Linked DNA regions of Homo sapiens: regions 1 and 2 are each linked to region 3. Evidence: chromatin contacts called from ENCODE Hi-C or POLR2A ChIA-PET data. All regions are on one chromosome and are shown on one strand. Each heading gives the region's core, a stretch centred on a gene start or an enhancer-like site at or near the end of the contact. The rest is flanking DNA. Distances are from core to core; before and after follow the strand shown. Region 1 overlaps CHST11 (carbohydrate sulfotransferase 11). Region 2 overlaps CHST11 (carbohydrate sulfotransferase 11). Region 3 overlaps ALDH1L2 (aldehyde dehydrogenase 1 family member L2).

The links. Hi-C counts contacts between places; a loop is a spot of excess contacts on that map. ChIA-PET counts read pairs that join two places held with the same protein, here RNA polymerase II (POLR2A). Pooled maps may share reads with other maps.
Region 1: a loop to region 3 is called in a pooled map, with 2.5 times the contacts of the local background. The contact joins two enhancer-like sites. A Hi-C loop is called at or near these places in 1 of 37 single-sample maps with no recorded cell type and 2 of 50 pooled maps. POLR2A ChIA-PET finds 5 or more read pairs at or near these places in 1 of 52 experiments (activated T-cell).
Region 2: a map with no recorded cell type shows a loop between it and region 3 (3-fold over the local background). The contact joins two enhancer-like sites. A Hi-C loop is called at or near these places in 6 of 37 single-sample maps with no recorded cell type and 8 of 50 pooled maps. POLR2A ChIA-PET finds 5 or more read pairs at or near these places in 2 of 52 experiments (activated B cell and naive thymus-derived CD4-positive, alpha-beta T cell).

What each region holds. Positions count from the first base shown.
Region 1 is chr12:104,493,223-104,497,387 of GRCh38, reverse strand. The region is part of intron 1 of CHST11 (carbohydrate sulfotransferase 11); the gene reads right to left. Among named protein-coding and RNA genes, the nearest start is that of CHST11, 38 kb to the right of the region's middle. RefSeq lists enhancers at 3,111-3,300, 3,923-4,092. Within about 2 kb of position 2,432, at least 13 of the 41 ENCODE cell types and tissues checked have a DNase peak (open chromatin) inside an H3K27ac peak, as active enhancers do.
Region 2 is chr12:104,471,935-104,476,021 of GRCh38, reverse strand. The region is part of intron 1 of CHST11 (carbohydrate sulfotransferase 11); the gene reads right to left. Among named protein-coding and RNA genes, the nearest start is that of CHST11, 17 kb to the right of the region's middle. RefSeq lists enhancers at 2,323-2,492, 2,449-2,588. Within about 2 kb of position 2,546, at least 5 of the 41 ENCODE cell types and tissues checked have a DNase peak (open chromatin) inside an H3K27ac peak, as active enhancers do.
Region 3 is chr12:105,029,556-105,033,187 of GRCh38, reverse strand. ALDH1L2 (aldehyde dehydrogenase 1 family member L2) reads left to right here. Exons shown (of 23, transcript NM_001034173.4): 20 at 1,254-1,419; 21 at 2,759-2,864. Among named protein-coding and RNA genes, the nearest start is that of NOPCHAP1, 45 kb to the right of the region's middle. Within about 2 kb of position 1,972, at least 3 of the 41 ENCODE cell types and tissues checked have a DNase peak (open chromatin) inside an H3K27ac peak, as active enhancers do.

The sequences.
Region 1 (4,165 bases), core at 1,183-3,682, 540 kb after region 3:
CTGCAGACGGCCACCATCTTGCCGTGTCCTCCCATGAGGCCTTTCCTCTGTGCGTGCACAACCGTGGTGCCTCCGTGCATCCAAATTTTCTCTTCTTACAAGAATACCAGGCAGATTGGATTAGGGCCCATCCTAATGACCTCATAATCATTTATTTGTCTCTCTTAAGACCCCATATCCACATGTAGTGACATTTTGAGGTACTGGGGGTTAGGTCTTCAACATATGAACTTTAGGGGAACAAAATTAAGCCTGCAGCAAACAAAAATGACAATATCTGTCCTTTGAGGTATAGCACCTGTTAAGTGAACGTCTTATGACAGAAACCAGGGGCTTGATATCCAGGAGAGGTCCCAGGAGGCAGGTATTCTCATCCACAAGTCAGAGGTGAGAGTAGCAAGTACCACACTGTTGCAAGAGGGGCTAAATTATCCACAATCATAACTGCAGAGGTAGGCCTGAGCCCATGAGGGAGTCAAGCAGGCCCCTCTTCCCCACCTCCAGTGGAAAGTTTTTCTGGATGGCAAATTCTTGTGGATTTCTCAGTTCCACGATCCTCAAAACACACCATACATAAAACATCCTACAAACTCTCTAGGATTTTGTTGCAGGAAACAACATCTCATATTTTCTTTGTCTTGTTTAAAAAAAAAAAAAGTTTTGAGGATTAGTCTATGACTTGAGCTCTTGACAGAGACTTCATTTCATAGCACCAAAATAAGAAAAATGTTCACAAAACATATCAAAGAGTGAAGAGAGGCCCTGCAGACTTAATTGGCCCTGTTAGAATGGCCCTGTGCCATTATTTACTGATAGGATTACCAGATGTGAGTGTGGAATTGGTCCCCCAACTTAAAATAACATAACGGATTTTTTTCTAATGTAATTTGAAGCATTTGTTAATACAATAATCCAACACAAACATTACAGCTGATTTGGGGAATTGTGGCCAGCAGTCACTTCAACAGTGCCTAAAGGCCTCTGGCCCATTATTAGGTCTAGTCAAAAAACAAAATTAAATATGATAAAGATTAACAAAAATTAAACCAACTGTGTCACATTGATTTTTTATTTGACAGGCATTATAGCACATGTATGGCTTTCCAGAAAATCTGGTGGCTCTAAGAGTGAACCTTCTAATGCAACAATAACTCATCAACACACCTTCCTCCCCACTGCCACACACACACACAGATTTGGAATAGAAACCAAACTCAAAGTGGAATAGTGTCAAGAAAAAAATGTTGTGCCTCTCTCCTCACATTTTCTATTATTCATTTAACAAGGGAATTCAAACCAAAAAAGTACAGAGTATTTTACAAGCCCAGGGCTTAGGAGACTAGGCCACTATTTCTAAAGCCCTCGCTTAAGTCTGCTATCCGAGGCATCAGTGATGACTGAGGCATGGGCCTTATTCCAAGTTTTCATTCCTGGGCACTTCAAGGAACTCCATTCAGGAGTCAGGATGTCATTATCTTCTATAACTTTCTTGATATGGGTCAGCTGAAGATGTGAATTTTAAAGAGCATAGTCAATTAGGAAAAGAAAGCCAGAGAACACCCTAGTAGCCAGACGGTTGGGTTCAAATCCAGGCACAGGCTTCAGTTCGTTGTGTGACCTTGTATGAGTTCCTTACATTCTCCAAGCCTCAATTTCCTCATCTATAAAATGGGTAAAAATGGAACCTCTTCCTCACAGAGATGTAATGAGAATTAAGTCATGCAAGATGCTTAGAACACTTAATAAGCACTCAATAAATAGTAGTTATCAATTTTTATTAGTACTAATTTATGTATTGGTTACCTGAAGTATAAATAATAAAACTACACTGTTTAACCATAATAAGATATTCCTTTACACCTACTAGGACTGTGACTATCAAAAAAAAATAAAATTAGAAAGTAACAAGTGTTGGCAAGGATGTGGGGAAACTGGAACCCTTGTGTACTGTTGGTAGGAATATAAAATGGCACGACCACTGTGGAAAAGAGTGTGGTGGGCCCTCAAAAAATTTAAAATAGAATTACCACAAAACCTGGCAATCCCACTTCTTTCAATTCTTTCAAAAGAATTGAAAGCAGGATTCCGGAGAGATATTTACACACCTATGTTCACAGCAGCAGTATCCACAACAGCCAAGACACAGGAACAACCCAGATGCCCATCAACTGAAGAACAGATAAACAAAATGTGGTGTACACATACAATGAATTATTCAGCCTTAAAAAGGAAGGAATCCTGTCACATGCTACAACATGGACGAACTCTGAGGACATTAAGCTAAGCAAAATAACCCAGTCCCAAAAACAGAAATACTGTATGACTCCACGCATCTGAAGTGTCTCAAGTTATCAAACTCATAGAAACAGAAAGTAGAACGGTGGTTACTGGAAGCTCAGGGGGTCTGAGAAAATGGGGAGTTGTTGTTTGCTTAGTGGGTACAGCATGTCAGTTTCGCAAAACAAAAAAGTTCTGGAGATCTGTTGCACAACAGTATGAATATACTTACCACTGCTGACCCGTACTCTTAAAAAGGATTAAAATGGTAAAGTTTACATTGTGCTTTTTTAACCACAATTTTACATTTTTAAAATTATTTTTAAAAATCTACCCACAAAACAAAACACCCTGAATTGTTTAAGTGTTTTACAAAATGAACTCTAGATGCCTCCGAGTCAATCAGTGAGCCCGCACCCCACCCCACAGTTATTATTCTGAATTCGTGGTGACTTACAGAGCTAATACGCCTACGACATTGTTCTGAGAAGCGCTGGAACCCATCCTCGGCAGTCAGCTGCTAGCAAGAGGATCAAGATCAGAGAAGTTTTGTGAAGTTAACTTTAAAAGGAATATTCTGACTTAGAACGGATTCTATTTTAATGCTTTGAGACAAAAATCCTTCCCCTGGGAAACTGCCTCCAACTCACTTGTCACATCCTCAGAAGTGGAGACCCTGTTTTTCATTTCTGAGATGTTATCACTGAGACATTCAAATAAGAGCAGTGTTGAAGAACAGTGACATGTGATGTGGTGGCTTTAAGGCAGTGACGGGCTATAGACACTAAGAGGCCAAGGCCAGAGGGGTCAGCTCACAAGCTCACAAGCTCCTGCCTTTGCTTCGTGGTGCAGGCTCTGTCTCTCATCGGCACGGCATCTCTTCAGAGGGGATCTCCTTGGAGATTTGGGGAAATCAGCTCAATTTTGTCACCCAGCCTGTAGTCCCAAGTCCTCGTGACTGTGGATGGGCCAGGAATGTGGCTTCACATACAGACATCTTGTTAGGCCAGGCACGGTGGCTCACACTATAATCCCAACACTTTGGGAGGCCAAGGCAGAAGGCTTGCTTGAGCCCGGAAATTCAAGACCAGCCTGGACAATACAGTGAGATCTCAAAAGATTACCCAGGCATGGTGGTGTGTGTGTTTAGTCCCAGCTACTTGGGAGGCTGGGGTGGGAAGATCACTTGAGCCCAAGAGATGGAGGCTGCAGTGAGCCAAGATGGTGCCACTGCACTTCAGCCTGGGTGACAGAGCAAGACCCAGTCTCAAAAAACAAAACCGAACACCCTGCTGCTGCACATGTGATACCACAGGCAGCATCACACCCACTGATGAAATGTGTCCGAAGGGACGGCCCTCCACAAACTGTAAATGTGTCTTTCTACATCCAAGTCTCTCTTGTCTTTCCGTGCCTACCAGGGTGAGTCACTTTGAGCATTTGCCTGAGCCAGAGTTGAGGGAAGGGTAGAGACGGCAAGGAAGGAAGCTTTGATGGAACGCCTTCAGGCCTTCAAACTCTCCCTCCATTTCCCACTTCTGAGGCATTTGACACACATTCGCATACACTATTTCCACCCCTCTCACCAGGACATGTCCAAAGCCACTGGATTAGAAGCCACAAAATGTACTTCATTCACCAACGAACCCTCAGCACCTGGCACCTCATAGGTGCTCTGTTAAGGGAATGACAGGTGTACTTCAAGAACACCTATGTCTATTAAAGAGCAAATTAAGTAGCCCAAGGCCTACCTGGTTCCAGGGCAAAAACATTCTCTTCCACATCCATCATCTGATGAGAAAGCAATAAACATCTTGCCACATTACTGGATACCAGCTCCAAGGTAAACACTAGGATCAGCGGCTCCTGCCTGAATGTGAATGGCTGA
Region 2 (4,087 bases), core at 1,297-3,796, 560 kb after region 3:
ATATTTATTTATAAATGTATACATTTATAATAATATATGAGGGATAACTTTTTAAAATATATCTTTGTAAATATATATAATATAAGGGACCCGCTTCTAAAAAAAAGTCATATATATATATATGGGACCTACTTTCAAAAAAATTCATCCCTAATCCCTGCCACCCAGGAAAAATCTCTTGACCTTCTGGTCTATTTTTCCATGGATATATACATATAAATACATATATATATGCATATATATGGCAGGGATTGGGGTAACTTTTTTTGGAAGTAAGTTCCTTTTTTCAAAATTCTCTATAATACACTTGAATTAATTTCATAATCAGAAATATATATATATATATATATATATATATATATAATGCTGCTTTACTCTGAGGCATCATAGGGCAGGGGAGGGAGATGATGGTGAAGGAGCCAGTGGGGCCACCAACCTTGCCCCTTGATAAATTTTATGCCAAGAACGTGAGCTCTATTAAGATAGGGATCATTGTCTGTTTTGTCCCCTGCTGTTTCCCTAGCACAGGAACAGTCCTGGCACAAACAGTAGCCATTCAACAAATGCTTGTTAAATAACTGAACAAATGACCAGAGCCCAGCTCAAATGTTCCTTCCTCTGTCAAGTTCCCTGACCTCCCCTAAACTAATTACTCTTTTTTTTTTCCTAGCCACCCACAGCCATTATTATAAAGCATTACAGCTAACAATTATGGGTCTGTCACCACTTGCTAAATTGCAAGTTATTTGTAGGCAGGAACTAAGTCTTATTTAGATTTGTCTCTTTGCTCAGATAAATATTTGGTCAATAAATGTTTGAGTGCTGGATGGAGGGGTGGAGAGATGTCAGACAGTTCATACTGCATGAACAGTAATTATTCATTTTAATTATGATTTAACCCTCATGTAAATGTGTATTGATTTTGAGAACTGCTAATAGCATCAGATCTGAGTTGGGAAGAGACCTTAGAAATAGTCTAAATAGTCTAAGTAGTCAACTGCAAAATTGTTGGTTTTAGCCCTGAAATACTTAATTCTAACAAAATTTTACTCAGAACCCAAAAATATGAAACAGATAAGCAAGGAGCCACTCTGATGGGGGTGGGGTTTACTGGGACCCCCTACCGCCGTCCAAGGACCTTCCCCCATGCTTCGGCTTAGAGGAGTAGTTTGAAAACTGCCAACATCTACATTGTTAGTAACACATGTGGGGTCCCCAAAGGGGGCAGAAGAACTGGGACAAGAACCCAAGATCCCTGATGCCCCACCCAATGCCCACCCAATGCCCTTTCTACTTTGTTGGAGTTTTATAACAGATCGAACACTCAGCAATGACCTCTGTGTTCCTAATCCATTCCTTGTTTATTTCCCATGAAAATAAAAAAGGAATGTTGCTGTGACTTTCCAATGACAACATCCTGCACATCCCTCAAATCTCATTTGCAGGAAGGCACTTACTATCAGCCCTGGATTTATTTTTAAAAATCTCATTTTGCTTTTACAGGCACAGGAAACAAAGTCAGCATAAGCCTTGAAAGAATTCTCTGCAGAGTCCCAAGAAAGAGCCCTGAGCTGCTCCCCTCCTGAATGCAATGGATTATCCTAAAGTGAGCAAGGCCACTATTCCGAGTTAATATTTTTAAGCACATAATTGTCGTTCGGATGATGGCTCACACTCTCCCAAAGAAAGCTGTTTTATTACAATTAACTAAAAGATTGCCTGTTCAGTTTCTGATCTCAAACCTGCACTTCCATTTTTGAATAGCAAAATTATACAGAAAACCCTATATATAATGAAACCTTCGCTCTTAAAGGATTTCACTAATTCTTCCAATTGCAAAATAATCCCCATTCCAATACCTTTGCATAGGCTTCCAATAATAAGTACTACCTCAATTAGACCTTCCAATCTCTAATCCCTAAATCTTTATAAGTTTGCAAGTGTAAATCCAGAAACCCTTTTAGCTTGCCTGTCCACATGCCCCCTTTAAAACACGCTGCATATCTGTGATTACATTATATTAGTTTCTTTTTCAATTAAGCCTTTGGAAGAGTTCTCCCTGTCGTGGTTGTAGTGGTCGCGGTGGTGGTGGTGGTGGTGGTGGTGATGATGGTGATGTTTTAACGGAAAATAAAGGGGATCAAAGGTGGTGAGATGCCCCTATGAGAAAACCAGCTCTCAATTATTCATCGACAGGCGTCAAGTGCTACAGTCTAGCAGAGAAAATACAGGCAGCCCTCAGCTTTGTACCAAGCACAATGGCCCCCAGAAGTGACTGTGAAAGCCACAGAGAGATGCCTTTTTACATTGTGTATGAGCTCTACAATAGCCCCATGCCCTCTCCCACAGCCCAGGAAGGGGAGCCTAAAAAAAGAGGCAGTCTTTTGATTTAAAGAGGACACAGGGCGGCATCTTTCAGGGGTACAATGCACTCAGACCCCACACACAGTGAACTTGGGTCTCGCTTCCAGGAGGAAGCAGCAGACTTTGTTCTCCATCCTTCACTGCTCATCTCTAGGGCAGCCCAACAGCTGCAGCCTGACCCGGATACACCCATGAGCTCCCACTGAAGCAAGAAACTCTCTTCCCTGCGACTATTTACACACTTTCCCTTTCTCCTGCCACTGCTTCCAGAGCCCTCTGAGGGTGAAGCTAGGGCACCATTAGCAACTGAGAGACTGAAATTTAACCTCCATGGCCTATAATTTTGGCCCGAGCAATGCAAAACAGAGGAGTTTCAAATCCCACTACAGAGTGCCTTTAAGCTCTTTCTTACTTTGCACTTTAGTCGTTCATGAATAATCTTACCTCCCATTAAATGATGATAATAGAAACGATTTCCAAATGGCCCCGAGTTCATTTTGAGAAAGTGAGTTTGAAACTACTGCCTTTCTAATGAAACAAGAGAGTTTAAATTCAGCTTAAATTTCATCATCTGAAAAACAGGAGACACTAAACCTTCTGTGGCTCCCTGGTACCAAGAATAAAACTCAAACTTTAGAGCATTCAGAGCCATCCAGGTTCACCTCTCCACCCCTGGGCTCCCGTATTCCCAGACATCACTCTCCTCACTGCCCCACTCCCTGCTCTGGCAGGCGTCCTCACCTGGAATGTCTTTCCTCTCCCTTCCCAGATTCCGCCAGCAAATTTCTACTCATCCTTCAGAGCCCGGTGCCAACCTCAACTTTCCCTGGAAGGTTTCCTTCCACCACCACCACCACAACCACCACCATCACCACCACCACCAAAATCAATCACCCTCCTCTCCCTTTCCTTCACAGTTTGTCTCTCTTTGTAACAGCAATCGCATCTGGCCCCATAAGACAGTGAAGTATGTGTGTTTACATCCACCCTAATAGAATGAATGTTCCTTGGGCCAGACTTTGCAGCTAAACGTTGGTATTAGAACCATTTGAAACAAAATTTAAGCAATTCCCTAAATCCTTCTGAGTCTCCATTGCCTCATCTGTAGAATGGAGCTAGTAACAGTTGCTCTTGCTACATGGCAGACTGTGTCAAGATCTCAATAGCACAATCAAGCTTCAGATAGCGACTGATTAACTAGAAGACTCTGAAGATACCTTAGAGGCCTGAAATGACTTTAGAGGGGTGTGTGTGTGTGTGTGTGTGTATAAAACTTTGCAGCCAATATCTTGTATTTAACATGTTGAGCCTTAAGATAATCAATATTATTCCCAAAGGGTATAGCTAAAACCCAGGAAAGACAACATCCCCTTAAGAAAATGGAAGGGGCGGGCGCAATGGCTCACGCCTGTACTCCCAGTACTTCAGGAGGCTGAGGCAAGATCCCTTGAGCCCAGGCATTTGAGACCAGCCTGGGCAACATAACTAGACCCTGTCTCTACAAAAAAAAAAAAAAGAAAAAAAAAATCAAAAATTAGCTAAGTGTGATGGTGCACACCTGTAGTCCCAGCTACTTGGGAGGCTGAGGAGAATTCCTTGAGCCCAGGAGGTCAAAGTTGCAGTGAACTATGATCATGCCACTGCATTCCAGCCTGGGTGACAGAGCAAGATTCTGTCACCATAAATTTTTTTTTTAAATTAGGGTGAGGGGAGACCAAAAAAA
Region 3 (3,632 bases), core at 723-3,222:
TAAATGTGAACAAGGCAGACATGGTCCCTGGCCACTCAGAACTTCTCATCCAGTGCAGAACCCTGGGGAACGCACTAAGAGATTACGGCCAGGCCTAAATTCAAAGTCATGGACCTGCTGGGTTATAACTCCCATTCTTCTTACCAGAATTGGACTTAACATTAGAAGATGCAGAAGTAGGTTAAGATAACTGAGGAGTGGAAGAGATAATTACAAATACATGTCAGTGATGAACATCGTGCAGTAAAGATTATTTTTCGTCAGAGCATTCTAGTGGGTCATCTGGCATGGCTACACCAGGAGAATTTTACAAAGGCAGTCTGCCACATTTGAGGAGGAAAAAAAAAGATAACAATGTGACCATTTTAGAAATTCTCTTGCCATGAACAGTGTAAGTATGTGATATTAATAAACATTTCAGAACATTAGTTTGCTATTCTTAATGGATTAACATTTAGGATAATTTTCATATAGTGTATGTAGCTTATATTGTGCTAGTAGATAGTGGTTAAGGACTTGGGATTTCAAGTGGAAAAAAGTCTACAGTATTTAGTGGTTGGGTGCACTTACTTAACCCCTCTAGGCCTCAGTTTCTTCTTCTGAGAAGCTGAGGCGGGAGGATCACTTGAGCTTAGAAGTTCGAGGTTGCAGCTGGGCGCGGTGGCTCACGCCTGTAATCCCAGCACTTTGGGAGGCTGATGCGGGTGGATTGCCTGAGGTCAGGAGTTCGAGACCAACCTGACCAACATGGAGAAACCCCATCTCTACTAAAAATACAAAAATTAGCCGAGCGTGGTGGCAGACACCTGTAATCCCAGCTACTTGGGAGGCTAAGACATGAGAATAGCCGGACGCAGTGGCAGGCGCCTGTAATCCCAGCTACTCAGGAGGCTGAGACATGAGAACAGCTTGAACCCGGGAGGCAGAGGTTGCAGTGAGCCAAGATCACACCATTGTACTCCAGCCTGGGCAACAAAATAAGACTCCACCTCAAAAAAAAAAAAAAAAAAAAAGAAGTTCGAGGTTGCAGTGAGCCATGCCATGCCACTGTGATCCAGCATGGACGACAGAGTGACTAAGACCCTGTCTCCAAAAAGGAAAAAAAAAAAAAAACCAACCACCTACCTCCGGTGCTATTGTAAAGACTAAATGACAATACATCTATAAACACCTTAGTATAACACCTACCACTTGGTAGAAACTCCATTATTATTAACAGTGAATTGTGTTTTTATGGACTGGGTAACATACAGGTAGAAGAAATTAAAAAGATGAAAATTGGTGATCCACTTGACAGATCCACTGATCATGGGCCCCAAAATCATAAGGCTCATCTGGAAAAGCTGCTGCAATACTGTGAAACTGGAGTGAAAGAAGGGGCCACTTTGGTGTACGGGGGAAGACAAGTCCAAAGGCCAGGTAAGATCACCTCTGTGGGGGTTTACCGGGTGCCCGCCTTCTTCAGTTGGAATGGACAGCGACAGTTTAAGACCAGCCTGGCCAACATGGTGAAACTTCATCTCTACCAAAAATTAGCCCAGTGTGGTGGCACGCACCTGCTACTGGGGAGGCTGAGGCACAAGAATCACTTTAACCTAGGAGGCAGGTTAACGTGAGCGGAGGAGGCTGCAGTGAGCTGAGATCAAGCCACTGCACTCCAACTTGGGCAACAGACTGAGACTCTGTCTCAAACAAAACAAAACAAAATAAAACAAAGAAGGGGAGACAACTGGATAATATGTGTCTCCTGATGGAATAAAACGTGTAATACACAGTATCACCTATGAAGTGTTCCTGCCAAAAAAGCTTAAGCTGAATCTAATTATACCTTTAAGCCAAGCTTTCTATTCATAAGAACTGCAGTAGGGAGGGAGGAAGGAACAGGAAGTTATTTTTTAGTGGGTATAGAGTTTCAGTTTTATAAGCTGAAAATAGTTAATGAAAATGGATGGTGGTGAAGGTTGCATATTATGAATCTCATAACACTGAGCTGTACACTTAAAGATGGTTGTGATGGTAAATTTCAGTTATGTGTATTTTACCACAATAAAAGTCACTGGGAAAAAGAAGAAATACAAGAGATAGAGAAACAAATATCATCCAAAGGAAGCAATGATTAACCAGAAAGAAAGATAATGTATAAACAACTGACCCAGTCTCTTTAACATGACGATAGCATAAAAAATAAGGGGAAGACAAAATGGGGAAATGTTTTAGAGTAAAAGATCCTTAAGAAATCTAAACACCAAATACAATGTGTAGAAGAATTTGAATCCTAAATCAAACAAACCAACTGTGAAAAAGCTAATTTCTAGACATTAAGGAAATTAAAATATAAACTCTGAATAAAGAATACTTACTAATTTTGTTAAGCATGACACTGTATAGTGGTTATATAAGAAAATATCCTTATTTTTTACAGATGTGTACTGAAATACTGAGGTGTTAAAATTATGATATCTGGAATTTGCTTTAAAATATTTCAATGAGGAAAAGATAAATACAGCAAAATATGGATATTTATTTTACCATTCATTATACTGTTTTCTCTACCTTTACATAGGTTTGACATTTTCATAATAAAGACATTAAAAAATAAGAACCTGGGCATGCCAACACCAAATAGAGAAATGCAACTCTTCTTGGTTTTACTGGGCCAGAGGGAAAGAAAAAATTATAATGTAATTAAGTGAGAGGACTATTAATTGAAAATGACTTAACCTACAGTTGACATTTTTTCTTTGTTTTTTCCAAAAAGGCTTTTTCATGGAGCCGACCGTGTTCACAGATGTGGAAGACTACATGTACCTCGCCAAAGAGGAATCCTTTGGGCCTATTATGGTCATTTCTAAATTCCAAAATGGGTAGGTTCTTCAGACACAATGTAACTTAGGTTTTGACTAGATAAGTCATTTTTCCCCTTTGCCACTGTGCTATATACACAGCATAAGATTAATGAACATGTAATTTTCTACCATAAGAATAATTAACTTAAATAATTAGAAGTTACGCTTTTGCTAACCATCGTAGATCATAGTATATTTTTGCTTTTCAGCTTCAATTAATGGCCAACATAATGGGCTTTTAGCTGAATAAATTTTAGTTTTTCTGCACTTGACATTTGAGATGTCTGTGGAACAAAGTAAATAACTGAGAAATAACAAAACTGGTTTTCACATTTAAATTCCTAGGGTATGCATCTGTGAAATCTTATTTCCCTAGAGAAAGAGTGCTGTTATTATAGGGGATATTGCCCCCCAAAGCTTGATACTCAACTTTTCATGGAAATGTTCATAATCATCATATAATCAACTGTAAATGACATGCTGGCTTGTGATACTACATGAAACTTTGCAAAGAGTTCAGCTTATCGAAGAGGTCCAAGTGCTAACTGAGCTCATAAAACAATACTTAATAGAATGGGGTCTCATGGTATACTGCACAAAATTCTTCAGAATGGCTTTAGATTTATTTCAGCCAATGAGAACTTGAAAAAAAAATAAAGAATAGACTTTCTCGGTCTTTAATAGATATAGTATAAAAGACTTCAGGGGACTATAAGGTGTAGTGAGTAACCTTTGATATATCCATTCAAGGATGCATGCTATGCCATTTCTCATTATACATTCTCC